Linked DNA regions of Homo sapiens: region 2 is linked to region 1. A link is a loop called in an ENCODE intact Hi-C map of the cell type or tissue named here. Cell type or tissue: B cell. All regions are shown on one strand. Each heading gives the region's core, and the rest is flanking DNA. Links, peaks and the distances in the headings are about the cores only. Region 1 holds the start of LOC105376479 (a long non-coding RNA gene). Region 2 has its middle 24 kb from the start of MIR7162.

Region 1 (5,386 bases), core at 282-5,281:
AGTCCAGCATCCATTAGCTATTCTTCCTGATGCTCTCCCTCCATGACTTACCCACAACAGGCCCCAGTGTGTGTTGCTCCTCCCAAGTGTCCATGTGTTCTCATCATTCAGCTCCCACTAATAAGTGAGAACATGCAGTGTTTGGTTTTCTGTTCCTGCATTAGTTTGCTGAGAATAATGGCTTCCAACTCCATCCGTGTCCCTGCAAAGGACATGATCTTATTCCTTTTTATGGCTTCATAGTATTCCATGGTTTATATATACATTTTCTTTATCCAGTCTGTCACTGATGAGCATTCAGGTTAATCCCACGTCTTTACTATTGTGAATAGTGCTGCAGTGAACATACGTGTGCATGTATCTTTATAATAGAATGATTTATGTTCCTTTGGGTACATACCCAGTAGAGGGATTGCTGGGTCAAATGGTATTTCTGCCCCTAGGTCTTCGAGGAATCACGATGCTGTCTTCCATAATGGTTGAACTCATTTACATTCCCACCAACAGTGTAAAAGTGTTCCTTTTTCTCCACAACCTCACCAGCATCTGTTGTTTTTTGACATTTCAGTAATAGCCATTCTGACTAGTGTGAGAAGGTACATTATTGTGGTTTTGATTTGAATTTCTCTAATGATCAGTGATATTGAGGTTTTTTTCACTTGTTTTTTGACCACATATATGTCTTCTTTTGAGAAGTGTCTGTTCATGTCCTTTGCCCACTTATCTTTTTTTCTTACAAATTTGTTTAAGTCCCTTGTAGACTCTGGATGTTAGACCTTTGTTAGATGGATAGATTGCAAAAATTTTCTCCCATGATTCCCTGAATACACTCTTGATAAGCAGAATATGAAAATTCAGCTTTTGCAATTTGAATCATATTTTCCAGTAGATTTTAACACGATCTTTATATTGATTGTTCTAAGCCCTGCAGTTCTAGCCCTTTGGAACTAATATTTGAAATAAGCTCAGGGATATTCTCTGGATCCACGCTCTCATAGGAGAACCTGTTGGTGGTTCCATTTTCTCCCCTGGGAGGCTCCTCTGGGGGGTGTTGGTGCTGCAGGAGTGACAGGTGTGTAGCAGGTGTGGGTGAGCTGTGCTGACAGCAGTGGAGGGACCTGTGTGTCCTGAGTCCTCAAATGAGGCAGCAAATCTGCTAGATGCATCCTGGGATGCTGAACTGCGGAGGACTTCTTCCCAAGTACCGGCCCGCAGCCCAGTAACACAGCGCTTGGGCCGCCCAAGGCCACTTCCTGTTGGGGAAGAGAGAGAGACTTCAAGTGCAGAACTTGGTGACAGAGCGCTGAGGCCAAGTGGCTGTTGGGACTGATACCCAAACAAAAAGAAGGCAGACCTCACATCTCAGGTCAGTCACCACTGACACAACCCAGCACCTGACGGCACCTGGGACATCTGACAAACGCAGAAGCCAAAACCCAAATGACAGACGTTCAGAGGGATGAATTCCTGCTGGCAACTTGTGCACCGAAAACATCAGAAATATGCAGCTCAGAAAAAAAAAAAAAAGGTGATTGACCGTCCAAAGTGTCTACTTTTGAAAATTATTTCTTAAAGTTAACATTTTTCACAAAAACATAAATTCATTGGGTTAGAATCGACCCCAAGAAATCACCTGGTCTAGTGTCTAATTCTTACCTCCAGAAGGAGCAGCTCTTAAGCCATGCCAAGCAAAACAAAACAAGACCAACAAAACCACCTGCCCCTTCCCTTTCTTCGAGTTTCTAGAGGAGATTTGACCAGGAACCGCTGCTTTTTTCCCTTCGCCATTAGTACATCGTTGTTAACGTCTGACTGTGGATTAAAACAGACCTGGATTAGAATTCATACTTCTCCATGTACAGGCTGTGCACACTTAAGCACTACCTAACTCTCAGAGCCGCACTTTCTCCATCTGTAAAATGAATACCAGGATATGCACCAATTAGAGGTGCTGCAAGGCTTGAATAAAAAAAATATGTTAACAGCTATACGTGATGCTTGGCCACTATGAATAGCCAATCCATAAACACTTGGCCCCTTGTCTTCCCTCCTCCCTGTCAGGAATAGTTGGGTTATCATAATAACTCCCCCAATATCATAATAATTGGGGGAACACTACTAAAGTTTAATGGTCAGATGTTCCACTTTGCTTATGTCAGCCCTGTAAAGTGAAAAATCATCCCATGTCCTAGACGATTTCCAAGTATACAGCTGAACATTCATACAGGTGAAAAACCCACAGGTAATGATCTCAGCCCAAACACAAATTTTGCAGACAAATGTAGGCATTTTTTGTTTTATTTTATTTTATGTAGAGATGGCAGTCTCGCTATGTTGCCCAGGCTGGTCTCAAACTCCTGGCCTCAAGGAATCCTTCTGCTTCAGCCTTCCAAAGTACTGGGATTACAGGTCTGAACCATCATGCCCAATTAGGCCTTTTTATTAACATGGTTATAAGTATATGACATTTTCTCGTACATTTTGTTGTCAATCAAGGGTAGACTTTTTGTGTGTGTTGTTTGTAACTTGGCCAAGAATTGTTGACAATTTTGTAAAATCAGATTAATAATGTTAATGCCCCCAGAAGTATATAAATCATGAACACAGCATACCTATGTCAGTACATATTGTAGTGGTTAAGTTCCTGAAGATTCCTCACAGAGAGAAATGGACTCTACTGATTCCTTATGTCACAGTTGTTGCACTGCATAGATTTAAAAATAAATTTTGGGTTGCAATTTCAAAATAGTAAAAAGACTTTTTAAAAAATATTGTATTGATAAGCAAATGGGGTCACTGGGTGTGACAGGGCTGAGGGCCCTTGCAGTTGCAAAAGCTTGGACTTCCCAGCCAACCAGCCCTGGAAGGTTCTCCGTGGCCTCCCACTCCATTCATTCATTTGCAGGAGCAGCCCTTCATTGGGGGGATCCCAGGGGCTGCCCCTAGGGGCCCCTCTCATGCACCATCGGCATCAGGCCTTGATGCTTAGAAGCAGCCGGCTCTGAGTGAGTGTGGATGTGGCTGCCTTCCCTGCTGATCCCCAGGGAAATCCCCTAGCATTCCCCACTCACCTGAACTTGACTTTCCCTCCAGCCACAGGCCCTAAGAGAAGCCAATGATCTTCCTCCTCGCTGCCTGTCGCTGAGAGGGGAAGATCGCCAGGGGATCCAAGGCCAAAGCCCAGTGCTCTGGGGCAGTCCCAGCTGGGATCCCACTTCCTCATTTGCTCTCTTCCGTTCCCCTGCCAGCTAAGGTTGTCAGGCTTAGCAAATACATCTGCAGTATTTGAGATATGCTTCTACTAAGCCATGCGATGTTTAAGATATCTAATACAAAAAAAAAATTGTTGTCAATCTGAAACTCAAATTTAACCAGCATCCTGTATTTTCTCTGGCACTCCTACTCCCCATGCCTCTCTGGAGTTGAGAGGTAAGAGGCCAGCAGGGAAAGAGGTCTGGCAGTCACCTGCCTCAAACTTCGGCTGAAGAGGCAAGAGCTGCCCTGGGGGGCCTGTTGCTCTCTTCATTCCCAGAACCAAATGCTGTCCTCAAGTTATCCCCAGTCCCCCCTTCTCCTGAGTAAGGAGCATTATATTTAGGGTAGGAAAACACCAGTATGACTTTTATACTGATGATCTCCAAGATCTTCTAATTTTAAAGTGAAACAAGGAGATACATAACCTTTGTGATCCCAAGAGAATGGCTGCATGAAGCTGTATGGATTCCCTGATAATGCTAGTCTCAGAATCAGGGCACAATGGCAGGATCTTAGGGATCATCCGCTGCACCAGCCCATCTTACAGGTGAGCAAACTGAGGCCAGAAAAACCAAGTGACTTCCTCTTGAGTCCCAGAACAGCATTCTTTCTAGGCTGCTATATGAATAAGACAAAGGGGGGGGTCTTTTCTTCATGGAAGTCCCTTCTCTCTCACTAGAGCGAGAGCTGTTTTCCTTTCTCTGTCTTTTGCCTATTAAATCTCTGCTCCTAAACTCCTGTGTATGTCTGTGTGCTAAATTTTCTTAGCACAAGATGATGGACCCAGGTATTTACCACAGACAACATAGCTGCTTCACTGACATGTCAGCAAAAGGGACACAACTGGAGATACTGGTTATTTTACCAAGGCTTTGACTGGAATGGTGAAATTTGCTTTAAGGAATCAAACTTGACTTATAGAGCCAATACAAGCTCCTTGGGAAAACTGGCCTCACACCTTGTCTACACAGTCCCTGTACAGGGTTCCTGACCTTTGGCTGACACAGCAAGAAAGCCCTCACCAGATGCTGATCCCTCAGTCTTGGACTTCTCAGCCAACAGAACCATGAGCAAATAAATTTCTGTTGATTATAGATGGAAAAAAAAAAGGCAAAGGGGATCCTACATTACAGTCCCAGTGGGCAAAGCAGTCAGCCCCTAAACTTCCTATGCAACTCTTGAATCTCCAAAAAAGTTATAAGCAGATGCATCACAAAGAAAACTCTGTCTATGGGGCAATAATCAGCTATCAGCAAATCTTGATACTTTGAAGGTGGAACCCAGGGACTGTGGAAATAAATAAGGATCTTCTAATTCTAGATTTTCTTGAAGGCAAAAACTTTGTGAGGCTTACATAAAATGTGTGACATGGAGTACATGCCCTCTGCTTTCAACAGTGAGGGTCTCTTCAATCTTGTACTAGTCCCTGGAGGGCTTTAGCACCCTCCCAGTGGCTAACTTACGACATTGTATTTCCTAGAATCTAGGCAGGTGTCTCAACCTTAGTGCTGAATAATTCTTTCTCACAGGGCACTGATAATTCTGTGTCTTGTAGAATGTCTAGCAGCATCCCTGACCTCTACCCATTAGATGCTGGCTGCATCCCCACTCAGTGACATTCAAAAATGTCTTCTAAACATCTGCACTAATATGTTTATCACAGCTCTATTCACAATAGCAAAGATATGGAATCAACCTAAGTGTTTAGCAATGGAGAATTGGACAAAGAAAATATGATATATATATCATTATACTATATATAGAATAATTATATATTATTGTACATATAATTGTATATAAAATATTTAACTATTATATATAATATATTAATATAATATAGTATATATAGTGTATACATAGTATAACATATAGTATATATTTATATATTATATTTATATATTATAGTAATATAATAATATATAATATATAATTATTATGTATATAATATAATATATTGTTTATATAATGTAATATATTAAATGTTATTATATATTACATAATATATTATGTACATGTATACTAATATATAATATATTATATAATTATATATAATATATACACACATCATGAAATACTATTCAGCCATAAAAAAGAATGAAATCATGTCTTTTGCAGCAACATGGATGGAACT
Region 2 (5,386 bases), core at 201-5,200, 200 kb after region 1:
AGCACTTTGAGAGGCCGAGGTGGGTGGATCATGAGGTCAGGAGTTCGGCCAGCATGGTGAAACCCTGTCTCTACTAAAAATACAAAAATTAGCTGGGCATGCTGGCACACACCTGTAATCCCAGCTACTCAGGAGGCTGAGGCAGGAGAATCGCTTGACCCCAGGTGGTGGAGGTTGCAGTGAGCCGAGATCGTGCCGCTGCATTCCAGCCTGGGTGACAGAGCGAGACTCTGTCTCAAAAAAAAAAAAAAAAAAAGAAAGAAGGATAATAAATGAAATATGGAAAACTACACAACCAGAAAAATAAACAACTACCAATACCCAAAACATGGCTAAATCTCATAGGATTGTGTTGAATGAAAGAAGTCAGCCACAAACATGCACATACTGTATGAATCCATTTATATTCATAATTAACCCAGGGTGACAGACGTCAGGATTGTGGTTAACTTTGAGGAGGACAGCAACTGAGAAGGGGCAAGAGGGAGCCCTCTGTGGTGATGGAAGCATTCTGTATCTTGAGCTGAGTGGTGGTCACATGAATGTGCACATATGTAAATAGTATGGAGTTGTAATTTAAGGTATATGCATCTCACTGTATGTAAGATACTGTCTTAGTCCATTCGTGCTGCTATAACAAAATATCTGAGACTGGGTAATGTGTAAAGGACAAAAATTTATTTCTCACAGTTCTGGTGGGTGGGAAGTCCAAGATCAAGGTGCCAGCAAATTTGTAGTCTAGTGAGGGCTGCTCTCTGCTTCCAAGATGGCACTTTAAATGCTGAGTCTTCCAGAGATGAGGAATGCTGTGTCCCAACATGGTGGAAAGGACAGAAAAGCAAAAGAAGGAAACCGAGCTAGGCAGCTCCCTCAAGCCCTTTCATAAGGTCACTATCCCATTCATGAGGGGGCTCTTCCCTCACGACTTAATTATCTCCTAAAGACGCTACCTGTAATCCCAACACTTTGGGAGGCCAAGGCGGGCAGATCATGAGGTCAGGAGATTGAGACCATCCTGGCCAACATGGTGAAACCCCGTCTCTACTAAAATACAAAAAATCAGCTGGGCATGGCACACCTGTAGTCCCAGCTACTCGGGAGGCTGAGGCAGGGGAATTGCTTGAACCCGGGAGGCAGAGGTTGCAGTGAGTCGAAATCATGCCACTGCACTCCAGCAGCCTGTAAACAGAGCAAGACTCCATCTCAAAAAAAAAAAAAAAAGACTCCACTTCTTAATACTATCACACTGGGGTGTGAGTTTCAACATGAATTTTGGAGGACACACAAGCATTCCAACCATAGCAAATTTACTTTATTAAAAAAGAAAAAAAAAAAGGAAAATCCTGTCTCCAAACATGATATTTTAAGAGTTGATATATTTACATCCCAATTTTCCAATTGCTTACATACATATTTGTGACGATCATTTTTAGCTGAGAAAAGTTTCAGTAAATTAAAAAAATCTCATATTATCTATTAATATCTTATTCAGATAAGATCAAATTTCTAACCTAGATTTTAGGTTAAGACATAGTCATTTGTTGTAATGTGAGAATGACAGAGAGAGAGAGAGATATTAACTAGCAGAATCCAACTATAAAAATAAATTTAAGGGCACAATTCTCTACTAATGACTCCCCCAGACAAATTATTACTTGGATAGCAATGAATCAACTAAAAATGGAAGCGAGAATAGTTTGAGTCCTTTTTGCAATGGATGGATGTTTATGAGACTATTAAGTGAAGAGGGTTCAGAAACAAGGGGATAAATGGCACGCTAATTCGGGGTTGAATGGAGTAATGGGATGGTCTTGGAAATATAAGAATCTTGCTTAATGGGGCTTGTCTACTTGCAATTCAATAAACTAATATACGTAAATTAAAAGAGATAAAGGACATGAGCACTCAGAACAAAATTACAGGAATAAATTTAGCAAAGGGGCACCAAAGTTGAGAGAAGGGTCACTGTTCCACGTCAGACATCTTTAATTCTTGCGTCATGGAGATGGTAAGCCAGCGAACAGAGTCTTCTGTCTGGAAGCTAAAACCAGCCTTTGGGATGGCTTCAGAGAGACTGTTCAGACTCAAGATGCAAAAGTAGATGTTGCATGGTCGAAAATATCCCGAAGGTAAAGGCTTTTTTCTTTTTTTCTTTTTTTTGAGACGGAGTTTTGCTCTGTTGCCCAGGCTGGAGTGCAGTGGCGCGATCTTGGCTCACTGCAACCTTTGCCTCCTGGGTTCAAGCAATTCCCTGCCTCAGCCTCCCGAGTAGCTGGGATTACAGGCGCCCACCACCATGCCCAGCTAATTTTTTGTATTTTTAGTAGAGACGGGGTTTCACCGTCTTGGCCAGGCTGGTCTTGAACTCCTGACCTCGTGATCCACCTGCCTCGGCCTCCCAAAGTGCTGGGATTACAGGCGTGACCCACCGCGCCCGGCCGGCAAAGGCATTTTCAAAGACAATGGTGCTCGGGGAAAAGAATGCTGTGTGTTTTAAAAGAAAAAAAAAATAAAAGAAAGAATGGAAACAAGGAAGAAGAAGTGACCAGAGGGTGGGGTGACCATATGTTCTGGTTTGCAAAGTACACGTAAGGTTATGTCTGCTGTCCCGGTGCAATTATAACAGTGCCCCTTGCACTCTCCGAATGTCCGGATTTGGATGATAAATCATATGATCACCCTGCCAAAGAGAGCAAATTAGCCAGAAGACCCATGTGTCGATTTCAAACGGTGTGGACTGATCCGCAGGCGCGCTCAGGCCGCTGCCCAGCTGAACGGTGTGCACCACCTCTGCCTCGCCCTACCTCGCCCTGCCTGGGTGAGTCTCCAGGAAGGCTACAGCGGAACCCTCGGCTCCCACGTTGCTCTGGTGCCACCTGCAGGTTATGTGGGGGAACTGCTTCTCTCTACCCCACTACCCACCACCCTGCCTCCCCACCCTGATCCTGGGCAGCCTTGGAGTTGACCAAAAGACATTCAGAGCACCCGAAGCCCTGGGTGGGGAATGGGCTGGACCCCGCAGTGAAGCCTGCGTTACGGAATCAGACGGGCCCAGCTTAAACCAACAAAGCCAAGCTCTTCCTCTTCCTACCCACTCCTGTCCTGTCTCATTTTGTAGAGAGGAAACTGAAGCCTAATTCAGAATTTTCATTGGTAGCATTGTGAAGCATACAGCTGGAACCTCCCAGGTGCCATTCCCCACATCTCTGTCTTTCCCCTAATACATTAGGATAGTGGGTAAGCAAGAGAACTTAAGTTTACTGAGCTCCTATTGTGTACTGGGCAGAGTAGGCACTTTTATCTCCAGCCTCGCAATTGATGGGAAATAGGTGATTATACAACCGGGATATAGGATCAGAGTGGGCTAGTGATGTGCTCACAGTATCTCAGCTGAAATTGGAACCTAGGGGTCTTTGACTCTAAAGGTAGTGCTCTTTTTGGGTCTCCAGTTTGAGCAATACTTGCAAAATGCAAAGAACACCATGAAAATCTTACATTGATCCATAAAAGACTGTATTGCAAACAAAAACATGGAGTGTCTTCGTGGGGGAGACGGTGAGGCAGGGAGATTATCTCAATTCTGTGCAACCTGAGAACTCTCTGAGGAAAATGAAAAAAGCCCGACTGAGTGCAATTTGTCTGATAAACAAAATCTGTCAGAATGTGGGGCCTTGTGAGTGCTAAGTGAAGGTAAGAAACCACGGTGCTGGACATTTTCTAAGGTGTTCTTTATGAAATTACTCAGGGCCTCAGTGCCTTCACCTTCTTCATGAGCCTAGGCAGTTTCCCCATCTGTCTTCATCCTACTGCCTGACATCCTATCTATCAAACTGCTTTTGGAGTTATGACTCAATAAAATAAAAATCATGGTGGGAGTCATTTACACCCTAGTGAGAGTCATCTAAGATTCCCTTTTCTTCTCAGACCTTTTAGCTGAAGTTGGTTATGAGAGAGGTTGGGGAGGAGGAAAAGGGTCGGGGCGAGCAATCTTGGAGCTTGCACTGTTTCTTGCCGACGACCTGGCACAGTGTGAAAATGTCAATCTAAATGGAGAGCTCTATGCATGTTCCAGTCTATTCCCTTTGTCACCAATACCAATCCCCAAAGCAGAGCCCCCGGGAGGGCTGGACTGAAAAGCCTGGAGGTAATAGAAAATGCTTGGCTTTGGATTTCAGGTCAAGTTCTGCCGGCGACTTGCTGTGTAAGATTAGACAAGTCAGTTCACCTCTTTGCACTTCAGTGACCTCATCTGTAAAAGGCTGGTCTGGACTAGATTAAAGACTTTCTTTAGGTTTTGCAATTTTTGTTGTTGTTGTTGATGGTTGTGTGTGTGTGTGTGTGTGTGTGTGTGTGTGTGTGTGTTTAAACAGAGTCTCACTCTGTTGCCCAGTTAGAGTGCAGTGGCGCAAACTCGGCTTACTGCAAATTCTCCTGCCTCAGCCTCCGGAGTAGCTAGGATTACAGACGTGCGCCACCACACCCAGATAATTTTTGCATTTTTCATAGAGATGGGGTTTCACCATGTTGGCTAGGCTGGTCTTGAACTCCTGACCTCAGGTGATCCGCCCGCCTCGGCCTCCCAAAGTGTTGGGATTACAGGCGTGAGCCACTGCGCTCGGCCTGCAATTGTTTTTTGTTTTAATGTTATATTCAATTCTTCCTCCATCTTTATTAAAGTATAATTGATAAAAATTGTGTATATTTACAGTGTTCAATGTGATGTTTTGATATATGCATACATTATGAAATGATTAAATCAAGTTAATTAACATTTTCATCACTTCACATACTTTTATTATTATTATTATTATTGTGGTAAGAATATTTAAGATCTATTGGCTTAGAATAGTGTTTACTAGAGGCGAGGAAGGGTAAGGGGGAGGGGGTAGCCAAAGGTTGGCTAACAGGTTAACAGATACATGAGTACATGGCTGAGTTTGGTGGCTCACACCTATAATCCTAGCACTTTAGGAGACTGAGGTGGGAGGATCACTTGAACTCAGGAGTTTGAGACCAGCCTGTGCAACATAGGGAGACCCCATCTCTTTAAAAAATTTAAAAAATTAACCAGGCATGTTGGTGCATGCCTGCGGTCCCAGCTACTCTGGAGGCTGAGGTGGGAGGATCACTTGGGCCCGAGAGGTCAAGGCTACAGTGAGTTGTGATTGCACCACTGCACTTTAGCCTGGGGGGCAGAGTGAGACCCGGACTGGAAAAAAAAACAAAACAGCTAAATAGGAGGAGTAGTTCTAGTGTTCTTTAGCATTATAGGGTGATGATAATTTATGACAATTTATTATATATTTTCAAATAGCTAGAAGAGTGCATTTTGAATGCTCCCAGAACAAAGAAAAGATAAATGTTTGAGGTGGTGGAGATGCTAATT

Evidence for each region. Hi-C counts contacts between places; a loop is a spot of excess contacts. Peaks named below come from ENCODE experiments on the same cell type or tissue, not always from the same donor. Only the 100,000 strongest peaks of a DNase experiment are listed, where the experiment ranks them.
Region 2: it touches region 1 in a loop (9-fold over the local background); 100 of 110 quality-filtered maps call a loop at or near these places.

The regions. Positions count from the first base shown.
Region 1 is chr10:30,585,472-30,590,857 of GRCh38, reverse strand. LOC105376479 (a long non-coding RNA gene) reads right to left here and starts at 3,172. Exons shown (of 4, transcript XR_930794.4): 1 at 3,072-3,172; 2 at 2,613-2,704; 3 at 1,657-1,812; 4 at 1-1,253. In B cell, for the core only: no CTCF peak of the experiment used is centred there; a DNase peak (open chromatin) is centred at 3,197; H3K27ac peaks cover 319 bases.
Region 2 is chr10:30,390,170-30,395,555 of GRCh38, reverse strand. No RefSeq gene overlaps it. Among named protein-coding and RNA genes, the nearest start is that of MIR7162, 24 kb to the right of the region's middle. In B cell, for the core only: CTCF peaks have their summits at 2,641 and 2,847 (motif pointing left); a DNase peak (open chromatin) is centred at 2,855.